Linked DNA regions of Homo sapiens: all the other regions are linked to region 2. A link is a loop called in an ENCODE intact Hi-C map of the cell type or tissue named here. Cell type or tissue: OCI-LY7. All regions are shown on one strand. Each heading gives the region's core, and the rest is flanking DNA. Links, peaks and the distances in the headings are about the cores only. Region 1 overlaps PKD1L3 (polycystin 1 like 3, transient receptor potential channel interacting). Region 2 overlaps AP1G1 (adaptor related protein complex 1 subunit gamma 1). Region 3 holds the start of LOC124903712 (a long non-coding RNA gene).

Region 1 (4,000 bases), core at 1-4,000, 210 kb after region 2:
ACATGGAGAAACCTGTCTCTACTAAAAATACAAAATTAGTCGGGCATGGTGGCGCATGTCTGTAATCCCAGCTGCTCAGGAGGCTGAGGCAGGAGAATCACTTGAACCTGGGAGGTGGAGGTTGTGGTGAGCTGAGATCGTGCCATTGTACTCCAGCCTGGGCAACAAGAGCAAAAATCCGTCTCAAAAACCAACCAACTAAACAAACAAACAAAAAACAAAGAATACAGAAAACTAGAATAAACAGAGAAATTGATATTAATTATTTAATTAACTGTGAAATATGAAAGGAAAAACCTTTTTTGTGCATCTAAAAACAAAATGGTAAAACCATAACACTAGAGAGTAATTTAAAACATGGGAATTGGGAGAGAGGTTACTCAAGAACGGTTAAAGCATTGCTAATTCTTTGTCATGTTCAGGCAGAAGAAACGTTATTCTTAGAAAATTAATATGGAGAAAAAGTGTGTTAAAAATTAAAAGTAACCAATAAAAAGAATTAGAAGAGGAAGAAGAGGAACAGAAGCAGGAAGTGGAAAAACAAGAGGAGAAAGAGGAAAAAATACAATGTATAGTTTCTAAACCAGCAAAGATTAAAAATACAAGAAGTGGTCAGGCATGGTGGCTCACACCTGTAATCCTAGCACTTTGGGAGACCAAGACATGCAGATCACTTGAACCCAGGAGTTCAAGAACTAGCTTGGGCAACATGGTGAGACCCTGTTTCTACAAAAATAGTTTTAAAATTAGCCAGGCATGGTGGCACACACCTGTAGTCCCAGCTACTCAGGAAGCTGAGGTGGGAGGATCACCTGAGGCTGGCGAGGTTGAGGCTACAGTGAGCTGTGATCCATGTCACAGCACTCCAGCTGGGGTGACAGAGCAAGACCCCATCTGAAAGAAACAACCAACCAACCAACAAACCAAGAGGCAGAGAACCTTAAAAAAAAAAAACCAAAAAAAACTACAAAACCTGTCAATTTGACAATGTGGAAAGTAGATAAAGGAAAGAGAATGGATTATAACAAATAATGCAAAATAATATGGTAAATTAAGTCCAAATGGATTGGTAATCATGGTTAATGTAAACATATTAAACTCATGTATTAAAAGAGATTATTAGATCTGGTTTTTTAAACATCCAGTTATATGTTGCTTGCAAGACATAACTCTAAGCAAAACCATAAAAAGGGCTGAAAGTAAAAAGATAAGAACAAACAATAGAAATAATATCAGTATGTCAACTTTCTTTAGTTAATATAAAATGGAATTTAAGATACAAAGTGTCAACAGGATCAAAGGGAGACCTATATAATAAAAAAAAAAGTATCCAGAAGAAATAACATACACTTAAATGCTCCTAATAAACATCCAATAGACATATAAAATATGTCTATACGGTAAAAACTTACATAACTGAAGGAGAATTAAACTCACAGTCTTTCCTCTATTGGAAACACAGAGATTAAACAGATAAAAAATCACATTTCTGCAACAAAAATGAGTATGTTTGAATAAATATGTCTATATATGTTTTAAAAATACTAGAACTTTGGATGCAATGGTATATGCCTGTAATCCTAGCTACTCGGGAAGCTGAGGTGGGAGGACTGCTTGAGCCTAGGTGTTTGGGACCAGCTTGGCAAACACAGTGAGACCCTATCTCAAAAATCAAAACAAAACAAACCTAGAACTGTATCAGGTCTAGGGAGGGGAAATAGTATTCGCTACCCCTTAAGTTTTGGTGAAGGAGAGAAAATTTCTACCAGTTTATTCCTATACACAAGCAACACACAATTTAAAACATATATTTTTGGTTTGTTTTTTAGAGACAGGATCTCATTTTTTTTTTCCCACTTCTTGCTGAGAGTCCATGATTTTTAGTTTCAAGACTTATTTGTTTTCTCTGTTTTGTTTTGAGATGGAGTCTTCACTCCTTCGCACAGGCTGGAGTGCAGTGGCGTGATCTCAGCTCACTGCAGCCTTGACCTCCCGGGTTCAACTTCCCTGCCTCAGCCTCCCCAGTAGCTGGGACTACAGGCGTGCACCACTGCGCATGGCTAACTTTTGTATTTTTGGTAGAGAAGGGGTTTTACCATGTTGGCCAGGCTGGTCTCGAACTCCTGACTTCAGGTGATCTGCCCACCTCAGCCTCCCAAAATGTTGGGATTACAGGAGTGAGACACCGTACCTTGGCCCTTCTCCTTGAATCTGATTTTCAAAGTTAGGACATAAAAGGCTAAAGCCCCTACTTAGTTCTGTTGAACTGCCCATTCTGGAGGGAGACAGCCACCCCTGTGAAAAATGCCACTCTCTTGAGGTTGCCACGCAGAAGCCATACATAGGTGCTTTGTTGACAGCCACAGATGAGCTCTCAGTTGACAGCCAGCGCCCCCTGCTGACCTTGTGAGCGAATCATTTTTGGAAATCTAACACAGAGGAGCTTACAGATGAGTAACAGACCCAGCCAGGATGAAAGATCCCAAGGGAAAACTCCCCAGCCATGGCCTCACTGAATTTCTGACCCACAAAACCAGGAGAAAAGTAACATGGTTGTTTTAATCCACTCAGTTTTGGGAGTAATTTCTTATATGCCGCAATTGTAATTGGAGCAGATCTTAACAAAGAAATACACATTTCTTGTTTGTTCTGGGAGTCAAGTACCAGAAGAAACAGTTCCATGTTTTTTTGCCTTTAGGCATTTTAATGTAAGGACGTGGTGTTTGGTTGATAGAGCCACTGAGGCTGGAGCACAGTGGCTGTATCTCGGCTCACTGCAACTTCCGCTTCCTGGGTTCAAGCCACTCTTCTGATTCAGCCTTCCAAGTAGCTGGGACTACAGTCTCATGCTACCAAGTCTGGCTAATTTTTGTACTTTGGTAGAGATGGGGTTTTGCTATGTTGGCCAGGCTGGTCTCAAACTCCTGGCCTCAAGTGATTTGTCCACCTCGGCCTCCCAAAGTGCTGGGATTACAGGTGTGAGCCACCATGCCCGGCTAGGACATGGTGTGTGGGCCTCTTGCAATCATCTTGTTCCCATGAGGAAAAAGCCGAGAGCCGTAATATTGAACCAGAAAGCTGAAGGTAAGAAGGAGGTCAGATAGCAGAGGTATATTCTCCTAGGAATATTCTCATCTTTAGCATTCAGGAGACATAGAAAGATACATGGATACCTAGAAAGATACAGAAGTTGATACGTATATTATACCGTTCTCCTGGTCTGTGAATTCACCAGTACATTGCTTTAATTATTTTGGTTTACTAACATCTTTGCATTTTTTGAGATGGAGTTTCGCTCCGTTGCCCAGGCTGGAGTGCAGTGGCAATCTTGGCTCACTGCAACCTCTGCCTCCCAGGTTCAAGCAGTTCTCCTACCTTAGCCTCCCGAGTAGCTGGGATCACAGGTGTGCACCACCACGCCTGGCTAATTTTTGTATTTTTAGTAGGTCTTGCTATGTTGGCTAGGCTGGTCTTGAACTCCTGACCTCAAGTGATCTGCCTGCCTCAGCCTCCCAAAGTGCAGGGATTGCAAACATGAGTCACGGTGCCTGGCCAGTTTACTAGTGTCTTTGAAAGTCAGTTGAAGGCTACAGCCCTCTAATACTTTCCTTTATTTTTATATTTTGTTCTCATAAATATTTGTATCATCGAAGTAGTGGTATCCTTTTTATATTCCATTGATCTGAGTGATTCTTTTATTCCTAGATATCTTAGTAAATTTATAAATGATTCTCTAGGTAAACAGTTTCAGAAAATAAGGGCAATATTTATAATTTTTATACTTCGAATCTCTTTTTGTCTTCCTTCTGATTTTTAAGGTAATGGTTACACCAGTTACAACCACAACAGTAATGCTTATGTATGTTTGAAATAATACATTAATAAAATGTTAATTTGCATTAAAAACAATTCAATCGTGAACAATTCAATTAATAGTGAACATCAATATTCACTGTTAATAGTAATTTTCCAACAGTACCTAAAGGAAAAGAGCTCTCTC
Region 2 (11,003 bases), core at 4,301-8,300:
GAGGTTTCTCAACCTTGACAGTAATAGCTTTTAGGCTTCCTAATTCTTTGTTGTAGGGGGCTGCCTTGTTTATTGTAGGATATTAAGTAGCACCCCTGGGCTTTTATGCATTAGACGGTAGCATCCTCCCAGTTGTAACAACCAAAAATATCTTCAGACACTGCCAACCCCTGGAGGGCAAAATCTTCCCCAGTTGAGAACCGATTACCCCTTCTTAGGAATGCTTTTAATTAATCCTTGCATGTGTTCACTGGGAGATACATCCAAAAGCATTCATAGCAGGAACACTCCTAATGGTGAAATACTGGAAACAACCAAAATGTCTGTCATCTTGATAATGAATAAGTAAACTGATATATTGATATACTAAAATACTACACATGTACAACAGTAAAAAGTGAATTCACTAGAAATACACTTAACATGGATTATTCATAACTCATTCTCACAATTACAATGTTTAGCAAAAAAAGGTGCAAAAAAGAACACATTCAGTTGGATACCTTGTCTAAAAAGGTAAAAATTGGCAAAATAATACTACATACTATATCAAGAAATGCACAGGAATGGCAAACACCAATGTTAAACACTACTTTAGGATAGACAGTAGTTACGTCTGGAATCAAAAAGAAATGGGATGAGAGGGAAATACACAAAGAACATCAACCCTCTTAATATTTTATTTTACAAACTAGGTAGATCAAAACATTCATTAAATTTTGTAGATGTTAAATGCTGTATAATAAAATTTTCACACACACACACGCACCCTGTGAGGGGTGGTATAAAGTGGGGTGGGAAAAAGAAATAGATTACCATTCTTATTTAATCTTTCCAAATAAGAACAACTTGACAATCATACAATAGAAGATAATTCATAGAACATGAGGGATATCAAGATTCGAAGAAGAAGCATAAGGAAATTCAGTAAAATTAAGAGAATGTATTTAATATTTAAATAGATTTCAAACTACTTGTGAAATTAACTGAAAATATGCCATTTAAAAAAGAACTATCACAATGAAATAAAGGAAGGCTAGAATATCATCTTTTTTTAAGAAATTGACAGCAAGAATGAGGGGGAAAAAAGATACTAAAGAATACTAGAAAAGTAAATGACAGGCTGGGCGCGATGGCTCATGCCTGTAATCCCAGCACTTTGGGAGGTCGAGGCGGGTGGATCACCTGAGGTCAGGAGTTTGAGACCAGCCTGGCCAACACAGCGAAACCCTATCTCTACTAAAAATACAAAAATTAGCCGGGTGTGGTGGCACGCGCCTATAGTCCCAGCCACTCGGGAGGCTGAGGCAGGAGAATCGCTTGAATCTGGGAGGCAAAGGTTGCAGTGAGCCAAGATCACACCATTGCACTCCAGCCTGGGTGACAGAGCAAGACACCATCTCAAAAACAAAAACAAGTAAATGACATATTAAAAATTAGCAAAGAGAATAGAAATACGGATGGCTAAGCAAGCACGAGAAGCTAAAATAAATGCAAACACCATTTGTGCAGTCCAGCAGATTATCAATGAAGCAGACAAAGAAATATTCATACAGTTCTCCTAGTCTAAAAAATCAAATCGAGAAAATTTCCCCCAATTCCCATTTTCAAAACAATTTTAGAAATGTGTTCTCATGGAAAATCAGAGGCTACTCAAGATACAGGCAGCATATAGGTCCCCAACTCCCTCAAATTTTCACTTTTCTTTGTCCTGTAAAAGTATAGCAAGGTAGTTTAGGAGAAGAGCAGAAACTTACTGCTCCAAACCCTTTAAAAACACATGTTAAATCTATTCTGAATTTCTACTGACTTAAATTTCTATATAATGGGGTAAAACTGTAATGATAAATTAAGAAATCTAGAATTCAAAATTTTAAAACTTAATGTAAAAAGTGGAAAAACATCTTTAAAACACATTATGAATAAGGCAAGAAAACCCAGACTTTTTAACATTTTATCATTTTGCTTTAACATATAACACTAGGAAAACAAGACAGTAGGAACAAAAAGAAAAGACTCCACAATAAATGAGCTAAGGATACAGGAATGTTCAGAAAGGAACCTCATCTATAATACAAATATGTGAATAAATATTAAACATTCTCTGTGATCAAAAAATAATAGGGCCTCTCTCTGCTGACCAAGCCTGGCAGAGGGCTACAAAATTTAAAAAATAATAATAAAAATAAAATATAATAGGACCAAATTTTCACCCAATAGGGCTTTTTAAAATGATAATATACAATGCTTATGACTGTGCGGTTAAACATATAAATTGAGGAAAAGGTAAATAATATTTACCAAGTGCCTACTATGTATCATGCACTGAATAGGTCAATGGGCCTCACAAATATCTTATGGAGTAAGTATTAATCATCCTAATTTTAACCAGATTCAGAAAGACTAAGTCACTTAGTCTAACAAATTAATCTAAAATAAGAACAAATTGATGTAATATTTGTTGAGGCCGCTAGGTAAGAAAAATCTAGAAACAAAATACCCCATACTGGCTGGGTGCGGTGACTCATGCCTGTAATCCCAGCACTTTGGGAGGCCAAGGCGGGAGGATCATTTGAGGTCAGGAGTTCAAGACCAGCCTGGCCAACATGGTGAAACCCCATCTCTAATAAAAAAATACAAAAATTAGCTGGGCATGGTGGCACGTGCCTATAAATCCCAGCTACTCGGGAGGCTGAGGCAGGAGAATCACTTGAACCCGGGAGGCAGAGGTTGCAGTGAGCCGAGATCGTGCTGTTGCACTCCAGCCCGGGCAACAAAGCAAGATTCCGTTTCAAAAAAACCAAAAAAAAAAGCCAAACTACCCAATACTAACGAACTGAGTAAACAGAGCAAATTTGTTGATAAAGTATTAGTCACCTAAAATTATAATTATGAAGGCTATATATATTAACATGGAAATACTAACATATTAGGTGAAGTATATGCTATGGTTTAACTGTGGGGTTGTTTTTTCTTTGCCGGTTATCCAGTACAGCTTTGACATTTGAGGATTTGAAATTGACCATTTGTAAATGATTCATAAGTACATGACAAGTAACATTTTGAAATTTTGTTAAGACACAGACATAAATCCTATACTCTGTGACTCCACTGTATTAGGAAAAAAAAAAATCAGCCTGTGGGAATGAGCTTAGCTAACCATCCAACTTGTTATCCTATGTCTATTTTTTACTCAAGGTCATGTGTGCTTTAACTCTTCATTATCCTCTTAAAGAAGACAGCAAAACCCCGTCTCTACTAAAAATACAAAAAATTAGCCGGGCATGGTGGCATTCGCCTATAATCCCAGCTACTCAGGAGGCTGAGGCAGGAGGCTCACTTGAACGCAGGAGGCAGAGGTTGAAGTGAGCCGAGATAATCCCACTGCACTCCAGCCTGGCTGACAGAGTGAGACTCTGTCTCAAAAAAAAAAAAAAAAAGACACTTTAACCTTTCAGCTATACTTTACACTGAAATTTAGGATAGAAGTTGTAGGCCAGGCGTGGTGGCTCACACCTGTAATCCCAGCACTTTGGGAGGCTGAGGTGGGTGGATCACGAGGTCGGGACCAACCTGGCCTACATGGTGAAACCCTGTCTCTCCTAAAACTACAAAAATTAGCCAGGCGCAGTAGCAGGCGCCTGTAATCCCAGCTATTCAGGAGGCTGAGGCAGGAGACCTGCTTGAACCCAGGTTGCAGAGGCTGCAGTGAGCCGAGATCATGCTACTGCACTCCAGCCTGGGTGACAGAGTGAGACTCTGTCTCAAAAAAAAAAAAAAAAAGGCCAGGCGAAGTGGCTCACGCCTGTAATCCCAGCACTTTGGGAGGCCGAGGCAGGGGGATCATGAGGTCAGGAGTTCAGGACCAGCCTGACGAACATGGAGAAACCCCATCTCTACTAAAAATACGAAAATTAGCCAGGGCATGGTGGTGCGTGCCTGTGATCCCAGCTACTCAGGAGGCTGAGGCAGAAGAATCGCTTGAACCCGGGAGGCGGAGGTTGCAGTGAGTCGAGATCGTGCCACTGCACTCCAGCCTGTGCAACAGAGCAAGACTCCATCTCAAAATAAAAATAAAAGTTGTATTGGACTCGGGTTTATCATATTGCTGAACATGTCAATTACAAATGACTGGTATATATGAACAGAAGAAAAAATATTCCCAAATGAAAAGTTATGTTTGAATATTATGAGTGATTGCCCTTCAGTTGCTTTAATTACAGAAAGTGTGAAAGGGAAGAGGTAAGTAGCAGGTTAACATCTCTCCACAAATGGCCACAGCTACTGAAAACTAACCATTAGTGGGAAGGAACCAAGAAGAAGTCATGTCTTGGGACACTAAAAGCAAAGGTGATACGGGATATATTTTTTGAGCTTGAAAGAGAAAGTGTGTTTTTTTTTTTTTTTTTTTGGAGACAGAGTCTTGCTCTGTCACCCAGGCTGCAGTACACACTGGCGCGATCTCGGCTCACTGCAACCTCCGTCTCTCAGGTTCAAGCGATTCTCCTGCCTCAGCCTCCGGAGTAGCTGGGATTATAGGCATGCACCACTTCACCCGGCTAATTGTTGTATTTTTAGTAGAGATGGCGTTTCACCATGTTGGCCAGGCTGGTCTAGAACTCCTGACCTCAGGTGATCCACCTGCCTCTGCCTCCCAAAGTGCTGGGATTACAGGCATGAGCCACTGCGCCCAGCCAGGAAAAGTAGTTTCTATCTTAAAACACTATGAATAATTTATTCACCCAAAATTAGGAGTTTGCCTTTAAGAAATCCGTATAAATTATCTTTAGAGCATTATTAGTATACAACATATAACCCGGATATTGTGAAGATTTGACTCTTGCTTCTGATTTAGCCTCTCCCATCTTCAAATGATTCACGTGCTGGAAAGTCTGGGTTCAGTTTAGTTTTTCCCTGAGGCCTCTATCTTTTCCCAGGTATTAAATAGCTCCAGACTGCCTCACCTGTAAGGTTGATGTCTCCCAGCAAATCAAGAAGTTCTCCACCAGCAGAAGATGGTTTGCTTGTAGGCGCAGTTGGAATAACAGGTGTTATGTCATTTCCTCCCAACAAATCCAATAAATCATTGGCCTAAACAAGGTAACAACACCTCAATTCATTATTATTTGATTTGTCTAGTATACATCTAATGCAAAGCTCTTTCAATATGTAAAAATAAGGAAGGAAATCATCAACCAACCCAGGAACATTAAAGGGACTCAGCTAAGAGACAAGCTGTAAGGGACTATAAAATCGTAAGAAGCCCCAGATGAGCAAGTGAAAGGCTGGCTACCTGGCTGGTGGGCTGTGGCCCAGAGGGTGGCGGTTTGGTCTCTAGTGGAGCTGGTTCTGTCTCTCCATTTGTCTGCACAATCTCAGTAGGGCCATTTGTGGTCACTTTTTCCATGACAGGCATTCTCTCAAGTAGGGCAGACCTAGAAGAATCTGAAGTGGTTAAATTCTAGGCAGTTAACCTAGATTCCCTACCCAAAATAATCACCATTAACTATGTTGAGCCCAAGCATGGAGATCTATCTCCCCTCCCCATCCAACACACACACTAAAATAGAAGGTAGATTACAAGAATACATGACCTAAATTCCTGGCTGGATTAAGGGCAGACAAAAAAATCTTGAATAAACAGACTGCCCAGCTAAATCCCAAAGCATATATTTCAGTGGTAGAGAGACTGAGATGAAAGAAAGGTAAATCCATAGGTATTAACAGTCAAGAAGATACTGTATAATAGAAGAATAAAAGATGACCCAAACACTAGAATGTTAACAGTAAAAGAATTTGAATGAGATTATTTGTCTTGAAAAAATACAACTCCCACTTCTTTTTTTTTTGAGACAGAGTCTTGCTCTGTCGCCAGGCTGGAGTGCAGTGGCATGATCTTGGCTCACTGAAACATCCGCCTCCCAGGTTCAAATGATTCTCCTGCTTCAGCCTCTCGAGTAGCTGGGAATACAGGCATGCGCCACCATGCCCAACTAATTTTTTTGTATTTTTAGTAGAGACGGGGTTTCACCATGTTGGCCAGGATGGTCTCGATCTCTTGACCTCGTGATCTGCCCGCCTCGGCCTCCCAAAGTGCTGGGATTACAGGCGTGAGCCACCACGCCCGGCCTCCCACTTCTTAACTAAATAAAATAGAAAATAAAGCAAACTTTCCATATCAAAAAAAGTGTAAGTGTTGGAGGTGGAATGAAAGAGAGTTAATTTATTTCTTTAGAGACTAGGCAGAATAGAAGATGGACAAAACAGAAGCAGACAAGCAATTAGAACTAAATAGGGATACGAGGAACAATTAATAAAGCACAAGGAATGAATCTTCTTTATGGATTACCATGACAATTTAGTCAGGATGCTAAGAGATACACGCATTGCTTAGTTTCTTTCGCTCACCTCATGTGGTCATATTTCTTGAAAAGTGCATTATATTCTACTGCCCTCTGCTGGAGTTCCACATCAATGCTGCTTCCGTAGATGGAAACCACTTTCTTAATTCGGCTATAGATAAAATGACAAACGAAATAAAATACCCAAAAGAAAATTCACAAATAAGCAGAGATAATGTTTAATAAGCCAGAATTTTCTGGTTAAAATACTGAAATACTCATTTTTTCTTAATTTATATAGTTTTTCAAAAACAAAACACTTTACTTTCATCCATTTATCTGACATTCGCATTATACTATTCTCATTGTAACACTAGATTTTTGTCTGTTAAATATGCCATCCCCATTCAGCAACAATGATGGTGTGGAAAAAACACATATATATATGCCACTCCCTAAACTTTGCTAGACAAAAGTACCAACTATTACTTTGCCACAAAAGAAATTTGTACTGTTCATTCTCTTCTTTGATAATTTTTAAATAATTTTTAATCTATAAAAGGGTCAGAGCCTCAAAATGTTGACCCCAAATTCTTCCAGTTCAGAATTTTAAAAGTAATTCAATACCATTTTTTATAAGACTTCACATTTAAAAGTGAAGCAGAAAGACTACAAGAACTACGTTGGCCTTAAATATGCTTGGGTGGGAAAGTGACCTGAGAATCTACTTTATTCAAAAAAGCAAAGAGGAGAATTAAAAGATTTAATCACCAAAACATTCATGATTTTATTCCTATTAAGACTTGTCAAAATATAATAAACCAAAACCTTGGCCAGATTACAAGGTCAGGAGTTCGAGACCAGTCTGGCCAAAATGGTGAAACCCCATCTCCACCAAAAAATACAAAAATTAGCCAGGCATGGTGGTGTGCGCCTGTAATCCCAGCTACTCAGGAGGCTGAGGCAGGAGAATTGCTTGAACCCTGGAGATGGAGATTGCAGTGAGCCGAGATTGTATGCCACTGCACTCCAGCCTGGCAACAGAGCAAGATTCTGTCATAAAATAAAATGAAATATAAAATACAAATAAACCAAAACCTTTATATGGGGAAGTAGATTCTCAACTTAAAAAGAAAAAAAAAAGGTATTAGAAATCTCATTCTAAAAACGTAACTTTTAGGCCAGGTGGAGTGGGTCACATCTGTAATCCCTGCACTTTGGGAGGTCAGGGCAGGAGGATCACTTGAGCCCAGGAGTTTGAGACCAGCCTGGGCAAACAAACGAAACACTTTCTCTACAAAAAAATGTAAAAATTAGCCAGGCACGATGGTGTGCACTTATAGTCCCAGCTCCTCTGGAGGCTGAGACAGGAAGATCCCTTAAGCCCAGGAGTTCAAGGTTGCAGTAAAATATGATGGCGCCACTGCACCCCATCCTGGGTAAGAGAGCGAGACCCTGTCTCAACAAACAAACAAAACCCCCTAAACTTTTCTGCTTCAAAATAATCCACAAGGGAGTAAAAGAATGAGAGGGAACAAAGTGCTGATGAATAAAGATTAACCACAAATTGATCACTGTGACTGTGGAGAAATAAGTAATGGAAATTTGTGTTATTATTCTCTCTACTTTTGTCTATGCTTGAAATTTTCCATGATAACAAGTTTTTTGGGATTTTTTTTGTTTTTTAATTACAAAACAACCTGTTCACCCTATGTTTCTTCAATACTCACTTTACAGTACAAGTGAATCGAGTGGAAAGCTTCATAATGGCAGTGAGGGCATAACCTCGTGTCACAGAGGTGGACATATTAGAGATTAGGACACTTTCTAAAATATCCAACACTTCATCCTCTGTTACCTGAGGAGGAGGAGGAAAAAGAAGACGATGAAGAATGAGTAGCATGATTAAGCATCTAAATCTGATATCAAGTCAGGGGAAGCAGCCAGAAAGACAATCCTACCGTTACAAAAGCCTCTAACTCAACCTGTGCTTTGCCAGGGTAACTGTCCAAGCTGTTCTATCAACCAGAGTAGTTGGGGGTAAAAAAAAGTGCTCTGGTTCTATCAACCAGAGCAGGTGGGGGTAAAAAGAGTGAAAAATGACCACTGGGGCTGAGAGGCAATATTAGAGCTTCAAGTGGCAGAAACAGAAGAAGAAAAGAAAAACATACAGAGTTCAAGTGTTGTTGCCACAATTTTCCCTTTTAAAGCCAGTCCTTTAATGTGCAAATAAGAACATGGATACATGTCTCATTTCTTCTTGTTTACCAGCCAGAGGGTAAGAGAAACAGTAATTCAGTCCACTAGGACAGAGACTTGGGCCTAAAGTGGTTTTAAAATCTCACAATGGGGCCAGGCAAAGTGGCTCACACCTGTTTTGTTTTTTTTTTGTTTTTTTTGTTTTGAGACGGAGTCTGGCTCTGTCACCCAGGCTGGAATGCAGTGGCGCAATCTTGGCTCACTGCAAGCTCCACCTCCCGGGTTCACGCCATTCTCCTGCCTCAGCCTCCCGAGTAGCTGGGACTACAGGTGCCTGCCACCACGCCCGGCCAATTTTTTCTACTTTTTAGTAGAGATAGGGTTTCACTGTGTTAGCCAGGATGGTCTGGCTAACCACCCTGCAGGTGACCTCATGATCCACCCGCCTTGGCCTCCCAAAGTGCTGGGATTACAGGCATGAGCCACCACACTCAGCAATGCCTGTTAATCCCAACACTTTGAGAGGCCAAGGCAGGCAGATTGCTTGAGTCCAGAAGTTCAAGACCAGCCTGGGCAACACGGTGAAACCCTGTCTCTACAAAAAAAAAGTAGAATAAACTAGCCAGGGTGGTGCCTGCCTATAGTCCCAGCTACTCAGGAGGCTGAGGTGGGAAGATCGCTTGAAACCCAGGAGATCAAGGCTGCAGTGAATTGTGATCCCACCATGGCACTCCAGCTTGGGTGACAGAGTGAGACTCTATTAAAAAAAAAAAAACAAAAAACCTCACAATGGCTCAATAAGTTCCATCTCAAAAAATGGCAGGTTTTCCAATATAATTCGCGTTTGCTTCTTTAAAAAGTTGGGTATTTTTTAAATTTTTTTGAGACAGGGTCTCACTCCTGAGTAGCTGGGACTAGACACCATCATACCTGTCTAATATTTGTGTCTTTTGTAGAGACAGAGTTTCACCATGTTGCCCAGGCTGGTCTCAAACTCCTGGGCTCAAGCGATGCTCCCATCTCAGCCTCCCAAAGCGCTGGGATTATAGGCATGAGCCACCACGCCTGGCCTAAAAAGTTTTCAAGGAATCAACCTCAACTCCCCATTAAACACTACTCTCCTATAACCAAAACCACTATTTTCCCCCACTTAACCAAGAGTGACAAGGAGTACCTGAATAGGCTCTTCCTCTTCACACTGGCCAGATACAAGAAGATCACCATATTCACCTATACACCATGCAGCCACTTGTACCAAAGGTTGCTGTGAAAAGAAAAGTCAACGTTTCTCAAGAACTTCAATTTTTCCAAAGTTATTTAATGCAAATCATAGGTCATCTCATAATAAAGATCAAAACTGTGCATATCTAGAGTGTTAGAAATAAAGACATACCAAAGGGGAGAGAGGAGGGGGGAAAAAAAAGAAGAAAAACATACCAGAAAAATTGAGGGTAAAATTACCCCCTAAAATAGTTGAATGAAGTACTTACTTGAGAATAATCACCAAGAATTGCTTTGTACAGGCGCTGGACAGTATAGGCATGCATCTCCACACTATTAGTTATTAACTGGATTAAATTGGGGACTGCATCATCACGAACATAACTTCCTGCCTAAAAGGAAATGCAGACAATTACCCCTAGAAACACACAGAAATGATGATAACAAGTGTTAGCTATTATTATTACTGTGTGTTTTTTCCTTTCTTTTTTTGAGACAGAGTCTCGCTCTGTCACCCAGGCTGGAGTGCGATAGCGCGATCTTGGCTCACTGCAACCTCCACCTCCCAGGTTCAAGCGATTCTCATGCCTCAGCCTCCCAAGTAGCTGGGACTACAGGTACATGCCACCACACCTGGCTAATTTTTTCTATTTTTAGTAGAGATGGGGTTTCACCATGTTGGTCAGGGTGGTCTCGAACTCCTGACCTCAGATGATCCACCTGCCTCGGCCTCTCAAAGTGCTGGGATTACAGGCGTGTGCCACTGCGCCCAGCCATTACTATTGTTTTTAAAAGAAGAATACCAGAAAACACCCTCAAAGATAAATTTGGTTCCAATTCTCAGGTTCATAACAGCTCAAACTTCAAAGTCTTATTTAAATATGTTACATTTTTAAATTTTATTTTATTTTTAAAAATTTTCTCTTTGTCCAAAGGCCGGGTGTGGTGGCTCACGCCTGTAATCCCAGCACTTTGGGAGGCCAAGGCGGGTGGATCACAAGGTCAGGAGATCGAGACCATCCTGGCTAACACGATGAAACCCCGTCTCTACTAAAAATACAAAAAATTAGCCGGGCATGTGGTGGGTGCTTGTAGTCCCAGCTACTCAGGAGGCTGAGACAGCAGAATGGCGTGAACCCAGGAGGCCGAGCTTGCAGTGAGCCGAGTTTGCGCCACTGCACTCCAGCCTGAGCAACAGACTGAGACTCCGTCTCAAAAAAAAAAAAAAAAAAATTTCTCTTT
Region 3 (11,003 bases), core at 4,017-8,016, 74 kb before region 2:
TTCTCCACGTTGTAGAAAAATATAATAAAAACTAGTTTTCAGTGCTTGCTTTGGCAGCACATGTACTAAAATTGGAACGATATAGAGAAGATTAGCATGGACCCTGAGCAAGGATGACAGGCAAATTTGTGAACCATTCCGTATTAAAAAAAAAGAAAAGAAAAAGAAAAAAACTAGTTGTCAGGTTGGGTGCAGTGGCTCATGCCTGTTAATCCCAACACTTTGAGAGGCCAAGACAGGCAGATCACTTGAGTCCAGGAGTTTGAGACCAGCCTGAACAAAACGGTGAAACTGTGTCTCTACAAAAAATAAAATTAGCCAGGTGTGGTGGTGCATCCCTGTGGTCCCAACTACTTAGTAGGCTGAGGAGGAAGGATCACTTGGACCCAGGAGGTCAAGGCTGCAGTGAGCTATGATTGCACCACTGCACTCCAGCCTGAGTGACAGAGTGAAACCATGTCTCTAAAAGCAAAAAACAAACAAAACAAACCCCACAAAAAACAAATAAACTCCACAAAACTAGTTTTCACTTAAAGGTGATGTACACATTAGGTAAACCTGATTACAGGCCTAAAATAGGAAGACATGTCATCTATTTGTTAATTTATAGTGAGAAGGCAAATGACACCTTCTGGAAGGACATTATCTGTAAATACAGTTTTCAAAAAGTACACAAAAAGGTTTGCACATAAAGACTGTAATTCAAAGGCGGTTTGGTAAAGCTAGGAGCAAAAACCAAATTAACTTTAGTGGTACGTCCTTTTCTCTCCAATGCAAAAGCTCAAAATTGCCCAAAGAAGCCACAGCAGAATGTTGTAATTTCTCTTTAAATATCATAACTATATTCATTTTCAGAGATGAAAGCCTGAATCTTCTCAACCTGTCTGAAATTGTTTACAACACAGAAACCTCTTTAAGGATTTAACAGTTATTTCAACTATGAGTTACTGCCTCATAAAACAGTGTCATATTTTGTTTCATAAAAATTGCAAATAAGTCTCCACTCATAGTTGGACTATTAGGTAAACGCTCTGTAAATACAGTTCCAAAGGTCACTCCAATGATAAGTCACTGCAGTCTGTTTAGCCAATGATTCTGCTCTTCCGAAAAAAATCCTATGATACTTACTTTAAGGCCTTGGAGAAGAGGGTGTCTGGCAGCCTCGTGAGTGCATTATGCTGAAGATCCAGCACCTCGAGGGGGATGTGCTCTACCAGTGTTGGAAGGTTTTGCACATGATTGTGTCCCAGCATCAGTTTTCTAAGACTCAAGCTACTCAGAATTCTAAGGGGGGAGCATACAAACAAACACATTAAAAACTTACTTAAATCATTCTTTCTGAGGCTGTCCTAGCCTATTTAACTGAAATTAGTTAACTTATAGAAACATATTCTCCTAGATTGTATACTCACTGACAAGTGCCTGAGCCAAGAAAGCAGCTATGACCATATGTTTACCTACCACCCACCAGGAAGTCATTAAGGTCATTCTGAGAAAAGGTGAATTAATGAAGGCAAACAGCACAGAGGAGATCTATACTAAAAAGGCAATTTCTAGAATAAATCAATTTAGATTTTAAGTCTAAGCAGCACCAAAAATTCAGTATATTAATATTAACACATCTTGTGAATAAATTCATAACATTTCATTACAATAAAAACTACTATTTATGGAGTGCTTAAAATGTGCTAAGCCACTTAACAATGAAGTTAATTCAGAAAGGTTCAGTAACTTTGATTTGCCTAAGATTTCACACTGCATAGTAAATGGTAAAGTCTGGACTTGAATTAAGGTTTGACTCCAAAGATTGTGTTCATATTTAGTATGTTAAACGCCTCTAGTTTAATTTTAAAGACTCCATAGAAAATAACATTTTATACCTCAATGCTTTGGAATGTATCATTCCCTGCCGCCTTCACCAAGCCCCACTCTCTTTCTCCCACCACTTAGAAAAATCCCATCATCTAGTAAAGGTCAATTCAAATGCCATCTTCTCCATGAAACATTCCCTAATTATTCAAATTTCTTCTGATTTTCTCCATTTAATTTATACAGTGTAGTGATTAAGAGTGAAGGCTCTGGCCGGGGGTGGTGGCTCATGCCTGTAATCCCAGCACTTTGGGAGGCAGAGGCGGGCAGATCACAAAGTCAGGAGATCGAGACCATCCTGGCTAACACGGTGAAACCCCGTTCTCTACTAAAAATACAAAAAAAAATTTAGCCGGGCGTGGCAGCATGTGCCTGTAGTCCCAGCTACTCCGGAAGCTGAGGCAGGAGGATGGTGTGAACTCAGGAGGCAGAGCTTGCAGTGAGCCGAGATCGCGCCACTGCACTCCAGCCTGGGCGATAGAGCGAGACTCTGTCTCAAAAAAAAAAAAAAAAAAAAAAAAAAAAGAGTGAAGGCTCTGGAGTAAAAACGACTACATCCAAGGCCAGGTGTGGTGGCTCACGCCTGTAATCTCAACACTTTGGGAGGCTGAGATGGGCCCATTGCTTGAGCCCAGGAGTTTGAGACCAGTGTGGCCAATATAGCAAAGCCCCGTCTCTACTAAAAATACAAAAATTAGCTGGGTGTGGTGGTGTGCACCCATAGTCCCAGCTACTGAGGGGGAGCTGAGGACAGAGAATCACCTGAGCCCAGCAGGTTGATGCTGCAGTGAGGAGTGACTGTGCCACTACACTCCAGCCTGGGTGACAGAATGAGACCCTGTCTCCAAAAAAAAAAGACTACCTTCAAATGCCAGCTCCCGTCACTTCCTGGTTAAGTGTAACCTTCAACAAGTTACCTAACTGCTCTAAGCTTTACATTCCTCATTTCTAAGATGAAGATAACAGCACCTATTAAATATATGATAAGGTTTTTAAAGGATTAGGTAAGATCATAAAAGTGATGTTCTTAGAACATTGCTCAGCTTATAATAGCTCATCCTATAAAAATTAACTATTATTACTATCATGTCACCAACCTATGGCAGCAACTCTTAGTGTATTTATTTCATCACAGTTATCCACATATGTTACACTATCTTCTCATTAAGTTCCTTGCAAGCCAAGCCCATGCTTTAGCCTTTACTATGTTCCTTACAGCACATCACACTGCCTCATGCTCAGCAGGTACTCAACACACTGAACAAATAAAAGGCAACCCAAATCTAGAAAAAAATTTAAATACGCACACACGTAAATGTTAGTATATACATAATATATGCATCCAGGCACACATACCTCACGGGAACCTCTGTGAGAAGATTATAGCTCACATCTAATACTTCTATCTTCTTTGCTTCACAGGCCCAGTCAGGGACACACTCTAGCAGGTTTCTGCAGAAAATAAATAATTAAATGGCACCATTTAAGATGACAAGTGGAACTCATTTCAGTAGGCTATAATGTATCCATTAACCAGCCTGTGAGCCCTTGAGGGCAGGAACACTGTCTCCAAGGCATCCCTTGGAACACTGCCTGGAATATAGTAGGTGCTCATTGAATGCTGCTGAATTAGAAGGGAGAGGAGAGACAAGTACCTGAAAATGTATAATACTGGATCAATTATGTTGCATGCTCAAAGAAGATAAAAAGGCTTTCTGCAATAGAAAAGCACACTTGTGGTGGGATGGGATGAGGGAAAGACAAGGAATTATAATTAACAAACCTTCAAAGATGAGTTAAGACTTCCACAGGTAATGACTGGGTGAGAAGAGAAGCAAATTCCAGGGAAAATTAACAGAATGAATACAAGTGAGACAGTAGAAGCAAAAGATAACTAGTGGGGGAAAAGTTTCAAACCATTTAGAATGTGAGCTCAAATAATTAGTAGAGCACTAGGCAGATATTTAGTCAAGAGAATTTTTTTTCAGATGTGACAGCTTCTCTAGGCCTCAAGGTATCTACAGGTTTATCAAGCGATATAATGAGGCAGAATGAAGCAGCGCTATGTAAGAGAAACACACATATTGCTATACCTTAGTGAAGGAAACCCTTTACCTAAAATGGATCAAAACAAGCTCTCTAAGAAATATGTGGGTTAGAATATGAAGATGTTGTACAAAGGCCTGAGGTGAGGAGCACATTCCAAGCACAGGGTGGCAACATGAGCTAGAGCACAGAGGCAAGAGAAGAAACATATGATGTGTATGGGGAATAACAAGCAGCTTGGTGATGCTGGAGCACCCGGAGGAGACGGCCTGGGCTGGAGATCTGAGTGTAGCTGAAATAACTGCAGTAAATGAGGTCACGTCCAATGAAGTATAGCAGACCAAGGACAGAACCTTGGGGATAATCGACCTTTAAAGGGCTAGCTGAGGAAGAAGGGTATGCAAAAGAAACATGGCCAAAGTGGCATGAAAAAAAATCAGACTGTATTAGCTAGCCAAGGAAAAAGCATGTTTGGAGAAAAGAGAGCAAAATTAACTGTGTCAACACAGAAAAGTTCCAATAAGAGCAGAACTAAACTGAGCTGTTAGAGGGATAAGCAGATGGGGACTGAAGAAACTAAGCCAACAAATGCACATAATTCTTGAGAAATTTGGACAAAAGGGGGAAGAAAGGAATTAAGAAAATAGTTAGGGGGATTGTGAGGTAAAGGGAACTTTGTTATGACAGAAGAGACAAAGTATGTGTACAGACTAAGAAAAAAGAGGCTGAAAACACACACACACACACACACACACACGAGAGGAGGGGAAGAGGAGGGGGAGAGAGGAGGACAATAATGACGACGAACAGTGCAAGGTCCAGGGCAGTGGGAGTGGAGGAGTCACAGGCACAGACAGCTGGACTGGCCATGAACAGAGGAGAGAAGCTGAGAATGAATACGCATCTATATAAATTCAAGCAAGGTGGGTGTTTGGAAGCTGAGGGAAATTGCCCACAATGGCCTCTATTTTCCCAATCAAGTAGGAAGCTAAGTTCCAGCATGGAGGAGACTGGGGAGGGGGACACTGAGGGAGGTAGATGCTGAGGACACTGGAAGGAGCTGGCAAGACAAAGAACCAATAAGCTCCAGATGAGGTTGGAAATTTTGAGTTTGTAGTGGTGTCTACTTGGATGTGATTTTCTTCGGCAATGATCAAGCTCAACGGAAAAGGTAAAATTTTAGTACTGATCCATGCTGGGGTTTTGCTGGGAAGATAAGCAGGAAGAAATGGAAGGGAATCTAAAACATTAGCTTAAAATGATAATGATAAAGTAACGAAATCAACAAAAAGAAACCTGGCTACAACAGTTAGTATTTCTTGAGATGACTACACGTCAGGTACTATCTTATGCATTTTGCATTTATCATCTCACTCAGTCTTCACAACAACCCTGACCAAATAGGACCCTGCCCACTGCCCCTTTGATCTGCTTTGGGCACCCTGTACTCACAGCACTTAGGATGCTGCCCTGTCACTGCTTGTTTGATTGTTCATCTTGCCACTAGACTGCAAAACTCTACCGCTGAACCCAGAATGCCCAACAGTGGTTATAAATGAATAAAAAGTAATAAAATCCTGAATATAATTAATGTCCCTTCAAAAATAAGACCAACATGAGTTATAGGAGTACAAAAAAATTAAATAATATTTTAAAAACCCACTATCTGGCTGGGCTCGGTGGCTCACGCCTGTAATCCCAGCACTTTGGAAGGCCAAGGCAGGCAGATCACAAGGTCAGGAGATCCAGACCATCCTGGCTAATGCAGTGAAACCCCATCTCTACTAAAAAAACAAAAAATTAGCCAGGCGTGGTGGTGGGCGCCTTTAGTCCCAGCTACTCGGGAGGCTGAGGCAGGAGAATGACGTGAACCCGGGAGGCAGAGCTTGCAGCGAGCCGAGATCACGCCACTGCACTCCAGCCTGGCCGACAGAGCAAGACTCCGTCTCAAACAAACAAACAAACACCCACTATCTAAAAATCAAGAATTATCTGATTCCAACTGACAAAACGGGAATCAGTGCCTTGAAGATAACAGGTCTTCCTTGTTTGCATCTCATCCTACATCTATAGTCTTTAAGAAAGAGTAATTCACAGACACCTTACTATTTCAAGAGAATCCTTCCTTTATACAGTAAGGCTATTAAACTTATTCGTCCATTCATCCTTTCTCCTTTTTCCAGGTTATCCAAGTATTTCAAAATACTTAGATTTCTTGTACATCAAAACTGCCAAAAAATCCACATGTATCTCTTAAATAGTAAGAAGCAAGCGCCACCCTCATGAAAGACACTCACCGGGAGAGATCCAAGAAAGTGAGCAGGCTGGGTACTGGATAGACGTTCACTGCTGTCAGCCCTAATCCAAAAACAAACAGGTGTTAGTGACATCCTCTAAAAAAGAAAGTAACTGAGAGCTGACAATGGAAAAGTAGCTTAGTGAAATCACCAGAGAGAAAACTGATGTATTCTACCAAGATGAGCTAAAGACAAAAACTACTGAAAACTCACTTTGACTAACTGATCCCAATTTGTCTTGAAAAACAAATGTAACAGCTAATTGAAGGATCCTGTGTACTGCACTGCCTTTATACAATATTAAGCAGTAGTTAAATGTTAACAGTAACTACTTAGCTTTTTAACTTGATAAAAATAATTAGACTTTTACTGGCAATATTTTAACTTTTAATTGAAGTATAACAAAAATACAGAAGAGTGCAACAATTCAGTAAATTTTCACAAACTGAACACACTAGTGGAACCAACACCCGGATCAAGAAACAGAACATTACCAGCTCCCTGGGAACTGCCCCATGTTTCCCTTTCCAGTCACTTCCCCTCAAGGAGTCCTGACTCCAAGTACCAAATTACTTTTACCTGTCTACATAAATATATGCATGCGGTATGTATAATTACTTTTGCCTATCTATGTAAACATATGCATGCAGTATGTATAATTATTTCTGCCTATCTACATAAATATATGCACACAGTATGTATAATTTACTTGTCTGGCTTCATTCACTCCACAATATGCTTACAGGATTTGTTTATACAGTTGCATATGATTATAGCTCATTCATTCTCATGCCTGTAAAAAATTATTTTATGTGAATATACCACAATTTATTTGCCCATTTTAGAGTTGATGACATGTTAAGTCTTTTCCAGTCTGCAGTTACTATGAATAGTACTTCTGTGAACATATTTGTCCGTGTCTTTTGTGGACTAATATAAGTCCTTATATTGAACGTAAGCCTAGAAGAGGCACTGCTGGGTACAGGGTATGTTTCTGTTCACCTTAGCAGATACTACTGAACAGTTTTCCAAAGTGGTTGTACCAATTTACACTCCAACAGCTGCCCCTGGGATTTTTAGGCCTTTCCATTCTAGTCATTCTGGTAGGTGTATAGTGGTGCCACGCAGGAGTTTCAATTTGCATATCCCTGATGACTAGTCAAGTTCAGTGCTTTCCCTATATTAACTGATCACATTTAGATAACTTCTTTTTGTAAAGCAGAGTTCTTGACTTTGAGGCATCAAAACTGCAAGTTTTTATGTGAATTCTTCCAGGTTGTAGAATTTAAGGATTTTGTAAACGGAGTAGCAGACCTCAAACAAGCCCTGTTCAGTTAACTGCTGTGATAGAATCCTGGTGACTTTTTCATGTATTTAAGTATTTAAATACTATTAAAATATTTCATTTATCTGTACATACTTAAATATTTACAAAGAGTAAATATTTAGGACTGTGTGCCTGTTGATGAGGTCTTTTCCAGTAGGGCCAGGAATTCACTGTTTAGACACATTAAGGATAGGGATGGGCCTGATAACAAAAATCTCCACAGCTAGGACTTACTACAATGTCAGGCATCTATAAACAGCATAAGTCAACACTCACCAGTTTTAACACTCTTCTGACCAAGCAATTAATCTAAGCTACAATTTGAAGCTTCTATAACATAATAAAAGGCAACGCAAACAGAAGTCCTCAACTTTTATCTGTATAATCTAGTTTACAGATACAGAAAAATAAAGAGCATAAAATAATGAACCCTCTTTCACCTATCATATAGCTTTTAACAAACCTACATTCTGCTTTATATGTGGCAGACTTTTTTTTTTTTTTTTGAGATGGAGCTTTGCTCTTGTTGCCCAAGCTGGAGTGTAATGGCATGACCTTGGCTCACTGCAACCTCCACCTCCGGGGTTCAAGCAATTCTCCTGCCTTAGCCTCCCGAATAGCTGGGATTACAGGCACGCGCCACCATGCCCAGCTAATTTTTTGTATTTTTAGTAGAGATGGGGTTTCACCATAATAGCCAGGCTGGTCTTGAACTCCTGACCTCAGGTGATCTGCCCACCTAGGCCTCCAAAGTGTTGGGATTACGGGCTTGAGCCACTGTGCCAGGCCCAGACTTTTTTTTTTTTTTTTAAAGAATTAAAATACCACACATACCAAGAGTAAACATCATCCTGAATATGGTTTTCATCACTCTCATGTATTCTTTCATAGTTATGGCATATTTATAACGAAGAAAACAATATTTCTGTGAGTGTTTTAAATTTTGATATAACTATCACAATATACATTTAATTATGCACTTTTCCTTGCTCAAAAAAAAGTGTGCAATTTATCCATATTACCATGCAAAGCTTTAGTACATTCATTTTCACTGCTGTGCAATATTCTATTGCATGAATATATCACTACCGATTTGCCCATTTTCCTATTAATAATCCTACTTTTAGGCCGGGTGTAATGGCTCACACCTGTAATCCCAACCCTTTGGGAGGCTGAGGTGGGCAGCTAACTAGAGGTTAGGAGTTCAAGAACAGCAAGGCCAATATGGTGAAACCATGTCTCTACTAAAAATACAAAAATTAGATGGGCATGGTGGCACACTCCTGTAATCCCAGCTACTCAGGAGGCTAAGAGAAGAGAATCGCTTGAACCTGGGCAGCAGAGGTTGCAGTGAGCTGAGACCAGGCAACTGCACTCCAGCCTGGGCAACAGAGCTAGACTCCGTCTCAAAATCCTACTTTTTCATGCTCACAAAAAGTGATAAACAATCTGTTATACATCTCCTTGTGCACATGTGGGTGTCTTTGGGATATATCCCAATCAGGAAACTTCTAGAATATGGTATGTGTGTGTCTCGACATCTCTAACACTGTCACATTACTCTCTGGGGTGGTTTTACCAGTCACCTCTCACTGGCAGTGTGTGAGTGCTCAGGAAGATGCTTCTCCTCGCCTCTGGAAACACTCAGAATTACCTTTTTTTAAATGTGATGAGTATAAAATGTTATTATTTACATTTGCATTTTTCTGACAGTAAAATTTAACCTATTTTCCTTTCCTTCCTTAAACACATATCAAAAGTAAACAAAGGTAAAGAACTTTCCATAAAAAGAATGGCCTCGACAAATATGAGGACCTTTTCATTGAAAAATATTCTTAGAGCAAATCACTATTGAAATCAGTGGCTTCTCATTCTAGCACTGAGGCTACACAAGCTTTTAAACCACGAATTGGCAAACTTTTTCTGTAAAAGGCTAAATAGTAAACATTTTAGGCTTTGCGGACCATATCACAGTCTCTCTTACTACTATTCAATTCTGCCACTGTAGCACAAGAGCAAGAATGTATAAACAATATGCAAGCAAACCACTGTGGCTGCATTCCAGTACAACTTCATTCAGAAACATAGAAACTTGAATTTCATAGTAATTTTCACATGTCACAAAATTCTTCTTTCTTTTTTTGAGATGGGGTCTCACAAGTCTCACCCAGTTCTCTCATGAGAACATGCAATGGCACGGTCTCAGCTCACTGTAACCTCTGCCTTCCAGGCTCAAGTGATCCTCCCATCTCAGCCTCCTGAGTAGCTGGGACCACAGGTTTGCCACCATGCTGGCTAACTTTTGTATTTTTTGTAGAAATGGGGTTTCACCATGTTGCCCAGGCTAATCTCGAACTCCTGAGCTCAGGTGATCAGCCCACCTCAGCCTCCCAAAGTGCTGGGATTACAGGCATGAGCCCCCATGATTGGCCACAAAATTCTCCTTTTGACTTTTTTTTTTACCCAACCATTAGAAAAATGTAAAAACCATTCCGTATGGGCCATAAAAAAAGAGGTGGCAGGCCAGATGCAGTCCTGGGGTATAGTTTGCCAACCTGTTTTAGACTATTATTGATGCTCTGTTTTGAACATGCTTGCCCACCTCCCCACCACCACTATTCTGTGGAATGCCTCTTATTATGCTCAATTAGTAAAGCTCAAAGTATCCTGCCATGTCTTTTTATGCACACTGCAACCACTTAAGTATTGACAGCAAAGTGAAGAGATAAAGCTTTGCCTCAATGAGCCACAAACCCCATCCTGCAGAGTGGCTGAGGAACACCACAGGTGCCACTGTTCTCAGAAAGCACTGACAACAGCTGAAAGAGAAAAAACAAAAGGCTGCAGAGAAAACTCACTGTTGGAACTGGCATAGAGGGTCCGAAGGGAAAAGCCACTGAGTGTTAGCTCCCTCAGCTGATTCCGCCCACAGTGCAGCTGTTCCAAGCTGCATAAGGAGCTAAGATCCAAGTCAGTCAGTCGGTTGTCCCGCAGATCCACGTGGGTGATGTGTTTATTTCCCTCCAGATTTTCAATAACCATGGTTTTCAAATGGTTCATCCTTAATACGCAGAAACAAGAAAATAATCATAAATAAGAGTCTATTAAATGTGCTTACCAGAATAAAAATAAAAAATAGGACAGGTATGATCCCTTTCTCTGTTTACTTTTTTTTTTTGAGATGGAGTTTCACTGTGTTGCGCAGGCTGGAGTGCAATGGCGTGATCTCGGTTCACTGCAACCTCTGCCTCCCAGGTTAAAGCGATTCTCCTGCTTCAGCCTCCCAAGTTGCTGGGATTAGAATCACCCCCACCATGCCAGGCTAATTTTTTGTATTTTTAGTAGAGCTGGGGTTTCACCATGTTGGCCAGGCTTGAACTCCTAACCTCAGATGATCTGCCTGCCTCGGCCTCCCAAAGTGCTGGGATTACAGGCATGAGCCACCGTGCCCGGCCCCCTTTCTC

Evidence for each region. Peaks named below come from ENCODE experiments on the same cell type or tissue, not always from the same donor. Only the 100,000 strongest peaks of a DNase experiment are listed, where the experiment ranks them.
Region 1: a loop joins it to region 2, with 3 times the contacts of the local background. A loop is called at or near these places in 20 of 110 quality-filtered maps.
Region 3: a loop joins it to region 2, with 2.8 times the contacts of the local background. A loop is called at or near these places in 13 of 110 quality-filtered maps.

The regions. Positions count from the first base shown.
Region 1 is chr16:71,959,226-71,963,225 of GRCh38, forward strand. PKD1L3 (polycystin 1 like 3, transient receptor potential channel interacting) reads right to left here. Exons shown (of 30, transcript NM_181536.2): 16 at 3,980-4,000. Among named protein-coding and RNA genes, the nearest start is that of PKD1L3, 39 kb to the right of the region's middle. In OCI-LY7, for the core only: CTCF peaks have their summits at 2,384 (motif pointing left) and 2,587; DNase peaks (open chromatin) are centred at 816 and 2,376; H3K27ac peaks cover 1,983 bases.
Region 2 is chr16:71,740,180-71,751,182 of GRCh38, forward strand. AP1G1 (adaptor related protein complex 1 subunit gamma 1) reads right to left here. Exons shown (of 23, transcript NM_001128.6): 14 at 10,031-10,153; 15 at 9,715-9,804; 16 at 8,072-8,199; 17 at 6,409-6,513; 18 at 5,294-5,435; 19 at 4,965-5,091. Among named protein-coding and RNA genes, the nearest start is that of SNORD71, 13 kb to the right of the region's middle. In OCI-LY7, for the core only: CTCF peaks have their summits at 6,482 (motif pointing left) and 6,700; a DNase peak (open chromatin) is centred at 6,452.
Region 3 is chr16:71,666,050-71,677,052 of GRCh38, forward strand. It overlaps PHLPP2 (PH domain and leucine rich repeat protein phosphatase 2), which reads right to left. Exons shown (of 19, transcript NM_015020.3): 9 at 10,398-10,600; 10 at 6,213-6,273; 11 at 3,226-3,321; 12 at 1,129-1,284. It overlaps LOC124903712 (a long non-coding RNA gene), which reads left to right and starts at 4,751. Exons shown (of 2, transcript XR_007065109.1): 1 at 4,751-4,838. It also overlaps the pseudogene RNU6-208P. RefSeq lists an enhancer at 4,537-4,831. In OCI-LY7, for the core only: no CTCF peak of the experiment used is centred there; no DNase peak of the experiment used is centred there.